Linked DNA regions of Homo sapiens: region 1 is linked to region 2. A link is a contact called in ENCODE POLR2A ChIA-PET data. All regions are on one chromosome and are shown on one strand. The core of a region is the stretch at or near the end of the contact, and the rest is flanking DNA. Distances in the headings are between cores, read along the strand shown. Region 1 overlaps UBAP2 (ubiquitin associated protein 2). Region 2 overlaps UBE2R2 (ubiquitin conjugating enzyme E2 R2).

What was found. ChIA-PET counts read pairs that join two places held with the same protein, here RNA polymerase II (POLR2A).
Region 1: POLR2A ChIA-PET joins it to region 2 with 11 read pairs in WTC11. The contact joins two enhancer-like sites. POLR2A ChIA-PET finds 5 or more read pairs at or near these places in 7 of 52 experiments (B cell, H1, PC-9 and 4 more).

What each region holds. Positions count from the first base shown.
Region 1 is chr9:33,943,277-33,949,861 of GRCh38, reverse strand. It overlaps UBAP2 (ubiquitin associated protein 2), which reads left to right. Exons shown (of 29, transcript NM_001370062.2): 13 at 1,275-1,488; 14 at 5,223-5,497; 15 at 6,273-6,442. Among named protein-coding and RNA genes, the nearest start is that of SNORD121A, 6.3 kb to the left of the region's middle. Within about 2 kb of position 2,606, at least 3 of the 41 ENCODE cell types and tissues checked have a DNase peak (open chromatin) inside an H3K27ac peak, as active enhancers do.
Region 2 is chr9:33,838,047-33,844,875 of GRCh38, reverse strand. The region is part of intron 1 of UBE2R2 (ubiquitin conjugating enzyme E2 R2); the gene reads right to left. Among named protein-coding and RNA genes, the nearest start is that of UBE2R2-AS1, 23 kb to the right of the region's middle. RefSeq lists silencers at 1,088-1,167, 1,208-1,267. Within about 2 kb of position 1,920, at least 7 of the 41 ENCODE cell types and tissues checked have a DNase peak (open chromatin) inside an H3K27ac peak, as active enhancers do.

The DNA.
Region 1 (6,585 bases), core at 1,357-3,856, 100 kb before region 2:
ACTTGAAATGAAAATAGCAGTGTCTATGGTATTTGCTCAACTTCAAATACCTATGTATCGCAGTGTCTCATTTTGGAATAGTAACCACTGAAGTTCAGTTCTTTGACCTGTATTTGATCTTGTGCGTGTGTGCGCGTGCATGCGCGCACACACACATGAGAGACGAGTCTAAGCTCTGTCACCCAGGCTGGAGTGCAGTGGTGCGATCTCACCTTACTGCAACCTCCACTTCCTGGGTTCAAGCGATTCTCCTGTCTCAGCCTCTGGAGTAGCTGGGATTGCAGGCGTTCACCACCATCCCTGGCTAATTTTTGTATTTTTAGTAGAGACGGGGTTTCACCACGTTGGCCAGGCTGGTCTCTAACTCCTGACCTCAGGTGATCCACCCACCTCGGCTTCCCAAAGTGCTGGGGTTACAGGTGTGAGCCACTGCGCCCAGCCTGACCTGTATTTGATCTTGCAGGGTCATCTCACACTGATCTCTTCTTTGACTGTACATCTTGTAATCATTAAAGATGAAGACTGTGGTTCACAGACTAGGAAAATAATGTGTTTTTGTTGGTCAAGCATATCTTTGTCATGTATTTCATGGCATTCCTCTTTAGTTTTTTTAAATAGTGATATTTAATTGTGAACTTATGACATCACTTTTTATTATTTTATTTTATTTTTATTTATTTATTTATTTATTTTTTGAGATGGAGTCTTGCTCTGTCGCCCAGGCTGTAGTGCAGTGGCGTGATCTCTGCTCACTACAAGCTCCGCCTCCTGGGTTCATGCCATTCTCCTGCCTCAGTCTCCCGAGTAGCTGGGACTACAAGCGCCTGCCAAAACTCCCGGCTAATTTTTTTGTATTTTTAGTAGAGCCGGGGTTTCACTGTGGTAGCCAGAATGGTCTCAATCTGCTGACCTCGTGATCCGCCTGACCTTGTAATCCACCTACCTTGGCCTCCCAAAGTGTTGGGATTACAGGCGTGAGCCACCGCGCCCGGCCAACATCACGTTTTTAAAAATTGATTTCTTCAAATTCATGGCAAATATTTCCCTTCCCTTTAACTTCTTATGTCAGAATGAGGAAGGATAGCTGCATTTATTTAGTCAGTTTTCATTGCATAGTAATATTTTCATGTAGTATTTTCTAAGTTATATTTTAGTAATTCATATGTTTTAGATTATAGGTTTTAACATACTTGTGAAAATACTTGATATGTTTTAAAGCCTTGGGCAGAAATTCTGTATTGTTGAGGATTTGTTCTTTTATCCCCCTTTTAAAGTCATCCGTCCTTGGCTCAGGATTTGGAGAGCTTGCACCACCAAAAATGGCAAACATCACCAGCTCCCAGATTTTGGACCAGTTGAAAGCTCCGAGTTTGGGCCAGTTTACCACCACCCCAAGTACACAGCAGAATAGTACAAGTCACCCTACAACTACTACTTCTTGGGACCTCAAGCCCCCAACATCCCAGTCCTCAGTCCTCAGTCATCTTGGTAGGTATACATTGTTTGTGGGTTTGCCCCTACTGAGGACGTTTCAAGCTTTGGCAGAGTGTGTTGACTTGTGAAGACTAATGTGGAATTTGTCCAGAGATGTTTCTTTTTAGTAGAACTCTTGCAGTTTCTCAGTTAAATCAGTCTTCCTTTGTTATACAATACTTGCATTTATTTGTTTTTGTTGTTGTTCTTGATAGTTTCATTATTGTTGGTAGTAATTGTGGTGGTAGTACATGCCTTGAAAAGTATGGTAAAAGCATGCAAATATGAACATCTAACACTTTGTGTAAATGCATGGACAGAATTTTCTGAGCTCTCTTAGAAGAGGGTGGTGATAGAACATAGAATGTGGAAAACATTTTAAGACTTTTTTTTTTTTTTTTTTTTTTGAGATGGGGTCTTCCTGTGCTGCGTAGGCTGATCTCCACCTCCTGGCCTCAAGCAGTCTTTTAATCTCAGCCTTCTGAGTAACTGGGATTATAGATGTGCACCACTGTATCCAGCCTAGACAATATTTTACTCTATTATTTTATTTTTTTTTTTTTTGAGTCAGGATCTTGCTCTGTTGCACAGGCTGGAGTACAGTGGCACAGTAACGCGTCACTGCCATCTTGACCTCCCAGGCTCAGTCCATCCTCCCACCTCAGCCTCTCTAGTAGGTGGGACTATAGGCACATGCCGTCACTCCTGGCTGATTTTTTTGTATTTTTTTAATGTGACAGGGGTTTGCCATGTTGCCCAGGCTGGTCTGGAACTCCTGGACTAAGGTGATCTGCCCACCTCGGCCTCCAAAAGTGCTGAGATCACAGGTGTGAGCCACCACGCCCGGCCTGGACAGTATTTTAACTATCACACTCTCATGCTTTCTCATTCTAACATTTTGAAGTATCAACTATGATTTCATCAACCTTTACATTCCGTGGTTTGTATTGTAAAGGTCCCATGTGTAGACTGGATGTTTTCTAAACTAAACTCCCACAGAAATTGTGACATTAAGCCACCATTCCCCACCAGCACTCACATGCCACACTGTATTAAGGAATAGCAGGGGATTTCATTCATTGTGGAGCTGGCCATGTGGGCTGGTTTATGGTTAGGGCATATAGAGAGACAGGGAAGCATATTCCTCTGTTCTGTGAAATGACTTACTGTGTTGGAAGTACATGAGACCACTCCGGGGTTTGAAGCGATGTCTACCAAGGGAAATCATTAGAGACTCAGTGCCCAAAGTTTTTGCTGGGGCAAGAAATGTAGGTACCCTGTGCCTACATTTTTTGCTATAGCACATAGCAAAATTACAGATTCCTAGAAGGAAAGCAGATGTTGAGCATAAACCACATTGTTTATACAGACATTCTTAGCACAGTGAGCCACTCTTAATAGGTTAGTGTGTTGGCACCCTTTGCCAAGTACATACCAGCAGTCCAAATTCTCAGACATTAGCCAAGGTCCAGTCATCAAGCAGGCCTTTTTGAGAGGAATTGTAGGTCCCTATATTAACTTTTTCTGCACACATAACTAGTGAGTGATAGGACTTTTTAGATAGAACCATGCTATTCCCATATTCTTTATAAAACCTGTGTGTTTGGTGCATGCCTATAATACCAAGTTCAAAAATGAATGCGCCTAAACCAGCTCTGCCATTTGTTTTTTTTTAAATTAAATTCTGTTGACACTCAGCTAGCTGGGCACAGTGGCTCATGTAATCCCAGCACTTGGGGAGGCAGAAGGAGGAGGATTGCTTGAGCAGGAGTTCGAGACCAGCCTGGGCAACGTGATGAGACACAAAGGCTAAAATATTAGGTTGTTGTACTATCTGGCCCCATAGAGAAAAAGAGGGCCAACCTCTGTCCCATATGGTAGAACTGGCTTTTCAAATCAGTAGTGAAAAAACGCTTTATTAAAACCGTTTGAAAAATGAAGTTGGATCTCTATGCCAAAATGCCAGTGGGTCAGATAGTTAAACATAAATAGTGAATCTAGAACTATAATAGAGAAAACACAGGAGAATTTTTTTGTTGTTCTGTGTGAGGGAGACCTTTCTGGGTATGGCAGAAAACACCAAATTAGGCAGACAAACAATGAAAAAAATACTCAAAATTTGTATCATAGACAAAAAGAGTTAATTTCCTTAATATAAAAAGAGTAAAAATAAAGCAGATCAACAAACAGGTTAAAAAACTGGCTAAAGAGATAAGAACAGTCTATAAGTAAAGAACACTTAAGTATATGAAATGATACTTAGCACATTTGTATCATTTTAGTTTGTATTTTTTAATACCATTTTCCACCAATTAAACCAGGAGATTCAAAAGTGTTTGATATTAGAGTGTGTTAAAAAGGATGTGTTCTATCTGTGGACAGTAATTTTATAATATTTATCAAAATTCAAAATATATTTACCCTGTGAAGGGGCAACTTTATCCTACCAGTTGATCCTACAGGTATACTTGTACTTGCACAAAATATCTTACATACAAATGTATTCATTAGTGCATTGCTTTTAATAGCATAAGATTTGACCTAAAAGTCCATTAATATAGTACTGGTTTTATAAAATGATACCTATGTGTACTAGATTTCTGTGTAGTCACCAAAATGAGTATGAAGTAGCTCTTTGAACATTAATGTGAGACACTCAATGGAAATTAAATGATTTGTGAGACAGTAAGGTATATAGTGTGTGTATATATATGTCTGTCTGTCTGTCTGTCTATATATATTGTGATATAGTATCTCTGAAAGAGACATTCAGGAAAACCGGGTACAGTGTTTGCCTTTGTGGAGCAAGTATGGGAGAGTGGTGTGGAAGAGAAACATAATATTCGTCATACATATTCTTGTATCTATTGGATTTTGTTTTTTGTTTGTTTGTTTGTCACCCAGTCTGTCACCCAGGCTGGAGTGCAGTGGCGCCATCTCAGCTCACTGCAAGCTCCGCCTCCCGGGTTCACGTCATAGGGCCTGCCTCAGCCTCCCGAGTAGCTGGGACTACAGGTGCCCACCACCACACCCGGCTAATTTTTTTGTATTTTTAGTAGAGATGGGGTTTCACCATGTTAGCCAGGATGGTCTTGATCTCCTGACTTCGTGATCTGCCTGCCTCGGCCTCCCAAAGTGTTGGGATTACAGGCGTGAGCCACTGCGCCCAGCCATCTTTTGGATTTTGTAACATCATATATATATATATATCAATTAGTCCAAAAACTTAATAAGTTTTTTTTTTTTTAATTTTTGGATGAAGACATGGTCTTGTTTTGTCATCCAGGCTGGAATGCAGTGGTGCAATCATAGCTCACTGCAGCCTTGTACTCCTGGGCTAAAGCAATCCTCCCACCTCAGCCTCCCAAAGTGCTGGCATTATAGGCATGAGTGACTGTGCCTGGCTCAAATTTTTAACAGTTATGTAGAAAATCCATAAAATAATAAAAGTATGATTCTCTGTTAGCTAATGGTCAGGTGTGTATAGCACCATAATATTGTTCTCACGAGTTCATCACTCCCTATGCTTAAACATAAACCAAATCTCTCTGGATAGGAAACAAGGTGTGTACCCATTTAGGAACTTTTCCCGTTTATCATAAATGAAGTGTTACACATAGTGTGTGTAAAACCTAAGAAATTCAACTGGAAATGATTTGGAGAAATTGGTGGTAATAGAACACTTCATGTTCTATTGAAGAACATTGTGAAGCCATTATGCCTCATTAATTGCTGCTTACTTTTTTTAGACTTCAAATCTCAACCTGAGCCATCCCCAGTTCTTAGCCAGTTGAGCCAGCGACAACAGCACCAGAGCCAGGCAGTCACTGTTCCTCCTCCTGGTTTGGAGTCCTTTCCTTCCCAGGCAAAACTTCGAGAATCAACACCTGGAGACAGTCCCTCCACTGTGAACAAGCTTTTGCAGCTTCCCAGCACGACCATTGAAAATATCTCTGTGTCTGTCCACCAGCCACAGCCCAAACACATCAAACTTGCTAAGCGGCGGATACCCCCAGCTTCTAAGGTGGGCATTTCATCATGAAGTCACCGTCCTAAAGCTGGAATTATTTTTACATTCAGCTCTAGTGGGATACTAAGTTTTGGAAACTGGGGTACAGTGTTTTTCAAGCACATAGCTTATTGATTGCATAATAAGGATATGGCCATTTCTGAGTGACCAGACTAGTATTAGAGGGAATGGGTTTGTGCTGAGAGCCACAGATCCTTATTTCAAGTACAGATTTGAAGATCTGGCTCAGAGAACTGTTGTTCTTGAGGGTTTTGCTGTATCCCATAGTTGGAGGATGCATGGTTCCTTGACCAGGTGATACTTTCATCATTGGTGAGTCCCCAAAAATAGAGTAGTCAGCTCAGTGTTCACTTCCCACCCACCATCACAACTCCCCCGCATTGCTCTTAGATGCAGGTGGTGATATTAATGCCAACCATTCCTGTTTAACTTTTAATTTCTCCTTTTTTTTTTTAAATGAGACAGGGTCTCGCCGTGTTGTCCAGGCTGGTCTTGAACTCCTGGGTGCAAATGATCCTCCTGTCTTGGCCTCCCAAAGTCCTGGGATTACAGGCATGAGCCACCATGCCCAGCCAACTTTTAATTTTTCTTAGCTTGTTTTTTTTCTTTCTCTTTTTAGAAAAGTCTTAGCCTATTTTCTCCTTGTTTCTCACTCCTTCTTCTTGCCAGTATTGCCTGGGAACCTAAATGCTTGTTTGGCTCTGTTATAGGCCTTTGTGACCTGGAATCTGTGACCTCTGTTCCTGACACGACAGCTTTGCTTTTTCAGATCCCAGCTTCTGCAGTGGAAATGCCTGGTTCAGCAGATGTCACAGGATTAAATGTGCAGTTTGGGGCTCTGGAATTTGGGTCAGAACCTTCTCTCTCTGAATTTGGATCAGCTCCAAGCAGTGAAAATAGTAATCAGATTCCCATCAGCTTGTATTCGAAGTCTTTAAGGTACTGAATTTAGTCCTTTGTTATGAAGCAAAATAGACCCTAAGAGAGATCAACTGGTGGAAAAGAATACATCCTGTGGTAATAGCTATCCTCAGTGTTTATCCAGACCTTCCATCATCTCCATAAGAAACCCCATACCTGTA
Region 2 (6,829 bases), core at 671-3,170:
AGAATCGCTTGAACCCGGGAGGTGGAAGTTGCAGTGAGCCAAGATCACACCACTACACTCCAGCCTGGGCCACAGAGCAAGACTGTCTCAGAAAAAGAAAAAAAAAGGCAAATGATTTTGAGTGGTTTTCCTTGGCTCTAGAGGACTCAACATATGTTACTGATACAGCTCAGTTGTTTATTTGAGCAGTCAATACAGACTTCGAAGTGACTGAATAATTAGCCTCTCTAATGAATGTTTGGAACAACACCACCAAGAATATTTTCAAACTTGAATAAACACTAATTCAGTTCAACCTTAAATGGAATCTGCTAAAGAAACATTACAACTGATGGTAAAAAAAAAAAAAAAAAAAAAAAATAGATGTGGGACAGCTAGGCGTGGTGGCTCACGCCTGTAATCCCAGCACTTTGGGAGGCTGAGTCGGGCGGATCATCTGAAGTCAGGAGTTCGAGACCAGCCTGACCAACATGGTGAAGACCTGTCTCTACTGAAAATACAAAATCAGCTGGGCATGGTGGCGCACACCTGTAATCCCAGCTACTGGGGAGGCTGAGGCAGAAGAATCGCTTGAACCCGGGAGGCGAAGGTTGCAGTCAGCGGAGATCGCGCCACTGCACTCCAGCCTGGGCGACAAGAGTGAAACTCTCTCAAAAATACTTATATATATGTGTGTGTGGAACAGAAAAAGGCTTATTAATTGGACAAATTAATAAAACTTATGAAAATATAAAATGTAATAAAGTGTTTCAAGCTTATGGTTACTCACTGTATTATTCATCAGCAGGTACTGATGGCAGTGATGTTTTAACTGCAATTTTTTGAGCTTGGGATCAAGACAAATTTTTCTGAAGAAGTAACCTCAACTATCATTATAGAATACTAAATGGCCTTGGAAATCAGCTTTTTTACTGCAAGGTTGATAATACCTCTTAATAGATTTTTAAACTAAAATTATATGACAAATAGCACTTATGTACAAAACTTATGCAGTGGTAAAACCCAAAATATTTGGATGAAAACAAAGGTTGTCTGAATTATAAGTAATGTCAAACATCTCTATAAACTTCCTGTCTTAAACAAAAGTTAAAACAAGAAGTAGGCTGGGCGCAGTGGCTCACGCCTGTAATCCCAGCACTCTGAGAGGCCAAGGCAGATCATTTGAGGTCAGGAGTTCAAGATCAGCCTGGACAACATGGTGAAACCCCATCTCTACCAAAAATACTAAAATTAGCCAGGTGTGGTGGCGCGAGCCTATAATCCCAGCTACTAGGGGGGCTGAGGCAGGAGGATCGCTCAAACCCAGGAGGCAGAGGTTGCAGTGAGCTGAGATCATGCCACTTCCCTCTAGCCTGGGAGACATAGCCAGACTCCATCTCAAAAAAAAAAACAAAAAAGTTAAAACAAGAAGTAAAACCTCCATTTCCAGACAAATTTGCTATGAATGTATTTTCCTTTTTTTCTACTTGCTGCATTACTACTAATGAAGTAAGTTGAGTGATTTTTTTTTTAAAAAGAGGTCTGCTTGCCTGGGCATGGTGGCTCACACCTGTAATCCCAGCACTTTGCAAGCCCAAGGTGGGCAAACCACCTGAGGTTAGGAGTTCGAGACCAGCCTGGCCAACATGGTGAAACCCCATCTCTACTAAAAATACAAAAATTAGCTGGGCGGGATGGCGCATGTCTGTAATCCCAGCTATTTGGGAGGCTGAGGCAGAAGAATCGCTTCACCCCCAGGAGGTGGAGGTTGCAGTGAGCCAAGATCGTGCCACTGCACTCCAGCCTGGGCGACAGAGCAAGACTCTGTCTTAAAAAAAAAAAAAAAAAAAAAAAGTGGTCTGTTTTTTTTTTTTTGTAAACACGGTCTCACAACTGTCACTCAGGCTGCCATGCAGTAGCACGATCACAGCCTGGGCTCAAGCCATCCTCCCACCTCAGCCTTCCAAGTAGCTGGAACTACAGGCATGTGTCATGGCATGTGGCTAGAATATATTTCCTGAGCTCAAATTGCAGCTTCAGCAGTGTTTTTCAGACCTTCAGCCAAGTACAAAAGGAAATTTATATACATCAAAATCCAGTTAACTGTGCAATTGTAGCGCTTCCACGTACTCTTTAATTGGAAGTGATTAATCTACACTACAATGGCATGCTAAAAAGCAAATATCAAGAGAAGAATCTAACAGAATTCTATATACTCCCTCCCAAGCAATAAATATCACAATGAAAATCATATGCCCATGTACTAGTATCTGCATTTAGCAGTACCAATCTGTATGAAGACATTTTCAAAGAGGAAATCTCATTCGAGATCAACATGAGCAATCCATTTTAATGAAAACAATAACCTTATTAAGTGATGCAATTATCCATCCCTCCAAAATTAATTCAATTCTTAATGAGACCTGCATTACCAAAAAAAAAATTTCAATTATTTTTATTTGAATTTTGTCAATACAAATTGGTGGAAATTTATCTTCTCTCTTGTAATATAAATCTGTCACCCCAGGCTGGAGTGCAGTGCCATAAGGCTCACTGCAGCCGCAACCTCCCAGGCTCAGGTGATCCTCCTACCTCAGCCTTCCGCGTATCTGGGACTACAGGTGTGCACCACCATGCCCAGCTAATTTTTTTTTATTTTTGTGGAAACAAGGTCTCACTATGTCACTCAGGCTGGTGGAGAATTCCTGGGCTCAAGTGATCCTCTGACCTCGGCCTTCCAAAGTGCTGGGATTACAAGTATGAGCCACTTTGCCCACCCTAAATATAGTATCTTTAATTTTGCCTCCGGGCCTGCAAAAATTAAAACATCTGCTACCTGGCCTTTTACAGAAAAAGAATGCCAGCCACTGAACTATATAATTACTTACAGAATAAAAACAAATTAAGGTTGAAAGAGAATATTGCATGTAATGAATAATCTGACAAGATAGATATAATACAGATATGATGATGTCGGGGGGTGATGAGGACAGCATACATGAAACAATTTATGCAACTATTCTCAGCAATCACATTGGTTATGGTATTATTAGTATTGCTATTCTGAGACTACTGTGTAATATACGAGAAAACAAGCGAGTAATTAATAATGAGGATATTCTAGTTCATTATTCCCTATCCTTGAGAACCAGAATTTTTAACATGGAAAAATATACACCGATGTATTATAATACAGAAGTGGTTAAGTTTTATAAAAAAGCATGTGTACAGATATACACATATACATATATATCACCCATAACTCTGTCCTAGAAACAATGACAACTCACAGCAGCAATAATCTCTAAGGTCCATATTAGGCGCCCTAAATACCTCTGCCACTAAAACCAGGGCTTGTTGAAGAAATAATAGGTTATAAATCTGGGGTAGAAACTGTAAAAGATAAGCCTGCAACACCTGGTCATACCAGATAGCAAAGATGCTACGAAAACTACAAGAAGTAGACCAAGTCATTCAGGAGTCAACTTGAAGAAGCTCCAACTGGCCAAAGACATAAGGCTGGGCGCAGTGGCTCACGCCCGTAATCCCAGCACTTTGGGAGGCCGAGGCAGGTGGAACACCTGAGGTCAGGAGTTCGAGACCAGCCTGGCCAACATGGTGAAACTCCGTCTCTACTAATAATCCAAAAATTAGCCAGGCATGGTGGCACACGCCTGTAATCCCAGCTACTCGGGAGGCTGAATCAGAATAGCTTGAACCCGGGAGGCAGAGGTTGCAGTGAGCCGAGATCGCACCACTGCACACCAGCCTGGGGGATAAAGCAAGACTTCGTCTCAAAAAAAAAAAAATCAGGCGTGGTGGCAGGTGCTTATAATTCCAGCTACTCGAGAGGTTGAGGCAGGAGAATTGCTTGAACCCGGGGGGCAGAGGTTGCAGTGAGTTGCGATGGCCCCACTTCACTCCAGCCTGGGTGAAAGAGTGAAACTCCATCTCAAAAAAATTAATTAATTAAATTAAATTAAATAGCTGGTTCTCTTAGAGAATAATAGGGAACTAAGTCACTATTTTGAAAAAAGAATAAATAAAGGCAAAGAATCAAGTATATATCCTACCTTTCCTATATAACTGTGCCACTGGATAACTGAACAGCAGGTAAGCAGAAGCATCTCTTAATAAAAGTATTCCAACAAAAAATTTTAAAAAAACCCACACAATTAGAATGTCACTATTTTTAAACCATTGATAAATTAATGGATCTGGGCACTGAGCCCAACAACTGCGGACATGATTTAAAAAAAAGAGAAAACCAGACTTCTGCCTCCCCATGAAAGAACACAACACTGCCTACAGTATTGCTAAAGAGACCGAACCAGAGTCTGACCAAGTCTCTGAGTTCAGTAACCAATTTGCAAAATATACAAGGAATGAAGAAAGATGCAACATGAGTGTACAATCAGTAAAATTCAAACTTTGGTTAACTCTCCCTGGGTTCTTCAACATAAAAACTAAGGAAAAAAAAGGGATAGAGGCATAAACTGTGGTTTAAAAGACATCATAACACTAAATAAAATATAATGTCTAAGAATGTACACGGTGATAAAACTATAAAAGAAAAGGAAATGACTGAGAGAGAGTGAAGTAGTGGTTATTTTTCTTTTTTGGGAGGTGAGTTACAACTGAAATGGAACACATGGATGGCTCCTGGATGGCTGAAAAGTTCTGTTTCTTGAACTGGGGATATGGATATTCGCCTTATTTTTTAAAAAAAGAAAAAGGGGAAAAAGCACTATCTGTATGTTTGTGAAAGAGACGTTTTCTGCTAATTTTACATACAAATATTAAAAGCAACTTAGAAAACATACCTACTTAGTTCATTCAAGCTGCTATACCAAAAGTCATAAACTGGGTGGCTTATAAACAACAGAATTTTTTTTTTTTAAGAGTCAGGGTCTCACTCTGTCACCCAGATTGGAGTACAATGGCACAATCATAGCTCACTGCAGCCTCAAACTTCTGTGCTCAAGCAATCCTCCAACCTCAGCCTCCCAAGTAGCTAAGATTACAGGTAGACCACCACACTTGGCTAACTTATTAGATTTTTTTGTAGAGACAGAATCTTGCTATGTTGCCCAGGCTGGTCTTAAACTCCTGATCTCAAGCAATCTTCCCACCTCAGCCTCCCAAAGTGCTAGGATTATAGGCATGAGCCACCACTCCTAGCTTAAACAACAGTAATTTATTTCTCACAGTTCTGGAGACTGGGAAGACCAAGACACCAACAAATCTGGAGTCTAGTAAGGGCCCATTCTTCATATACGATGCCTTCTTGCTGCATTCTCAAGTAGTGAAAAGGACTAGCTAGCTCTCTGGGGCCTCTGTCATAAGAACACTAATCTCAGGCCCAGCACGGTGGCTCACACCTGTACTCCCAGCACTTTGGAAGGCTGAGGCGGGTGGATCACCTGAGGTCAGGAGTTCGAGACCAGCCTGGCCATCATGGCGAAACTCCGTCTCTACTAAAAATACAAAAATTAGCCAGGTGTGGTGGCAGGAGCCTGTTATCTCAGCTACCTGGGAGGCTGAGGCAGGAGAATTGCTCGAACCTGGGAGGCAGAGGGTGCAGTGAGCAGAGACCCTGCCATTGCAGTCCAGTCTGGGCAACAAGAGTGAAACTCCGTCTCAAAACAAAAACAAAAACACAAACACTAATTTCATTCATGAAGCCAGAGCCCTCACGACGTAATCACCTCCCAAAAGCCAGACCTCCTTATACTATCACATTGGGGATTATGTTTCAACATATGTCTTTTGGGGATACACATTCAGACCACAGCAACTTTTTTTTTTTTTTTTTGAGACAGTGCCTCGCTCTGTTGCCTAGGTTGGAGTACAGTGCCTCGATCTCAGCTCACTGCAACCTCCATCTCCCAGGTTCAAGCAATTCTCCTGCCTTATCCTCCCGAGTAGCTGGGATTACAGGTGCGCTCCACCATGCTCGGCTAGTTTTTGTATTTTTAGTATAGACCAGGTTTCTCCATGTTGGCCAGCTGGTCTCGAACTCTTCATCTCAGGTGATCCACCCACCTCGGCCTCCCAAAGTGCTGGGATTACAGGCGTGAACCACCACGACTGGCCAGACCACAGCAACTATGTAAAACAATAATACTGTTGCTTTAGAGGTTTATAAGAAAATATACCATCAATAGGGCAAAGGACAAGAAGGAGGTAAAGAGCTAAATGTACGGTTCTTGCATTTCCTGGGAAGTAATAAAACCAACTAACATAAACTAAACTGTAGTAAATTAAGAATCCATAATCCACCTGTCTCAGCCTCCCGAAGTTCTGGGATCACAGGCGTGAGCCACCATGCCCAGCCAAGATATACACATTTTATTGTATGTACATACACCTCAATTTAAAAAAAAACTATTAAGCAGATTAACATTAGCAAACATCTCAGGAAAGTTTACCATGAAACACTTAAAATACAACTCAACGTGAAGAAAACAGTCCATGCAGGAAAAGTAAAATGTATTAAAAATGTATATATATATGTACATACATATATATAAACATTATATACGTATACACAGTAGGCCCTCCATATCCCTGGGTTCTACCAACAGTGGATCAAAAATATTCAAGCGAAAAAAAAACAAGAAAAAAAAAACAGTAAAAAAAGCAATAAAAAATAATACAAACTAAAAAATACAGCTAGACTGCCACTGCACTCCAGCCTGGGCAACAGAGCAAAACTCCATCTCAAAAAAATAAATTAAAAAAATAAAGCATATGGGAGAATGTGCACAGGTTAAATGTAAATACTATATCATTTTATATAAGGGACTTGACCATTCAAGATTTTGGTATCAGTGGGGGTCCTTGGAAC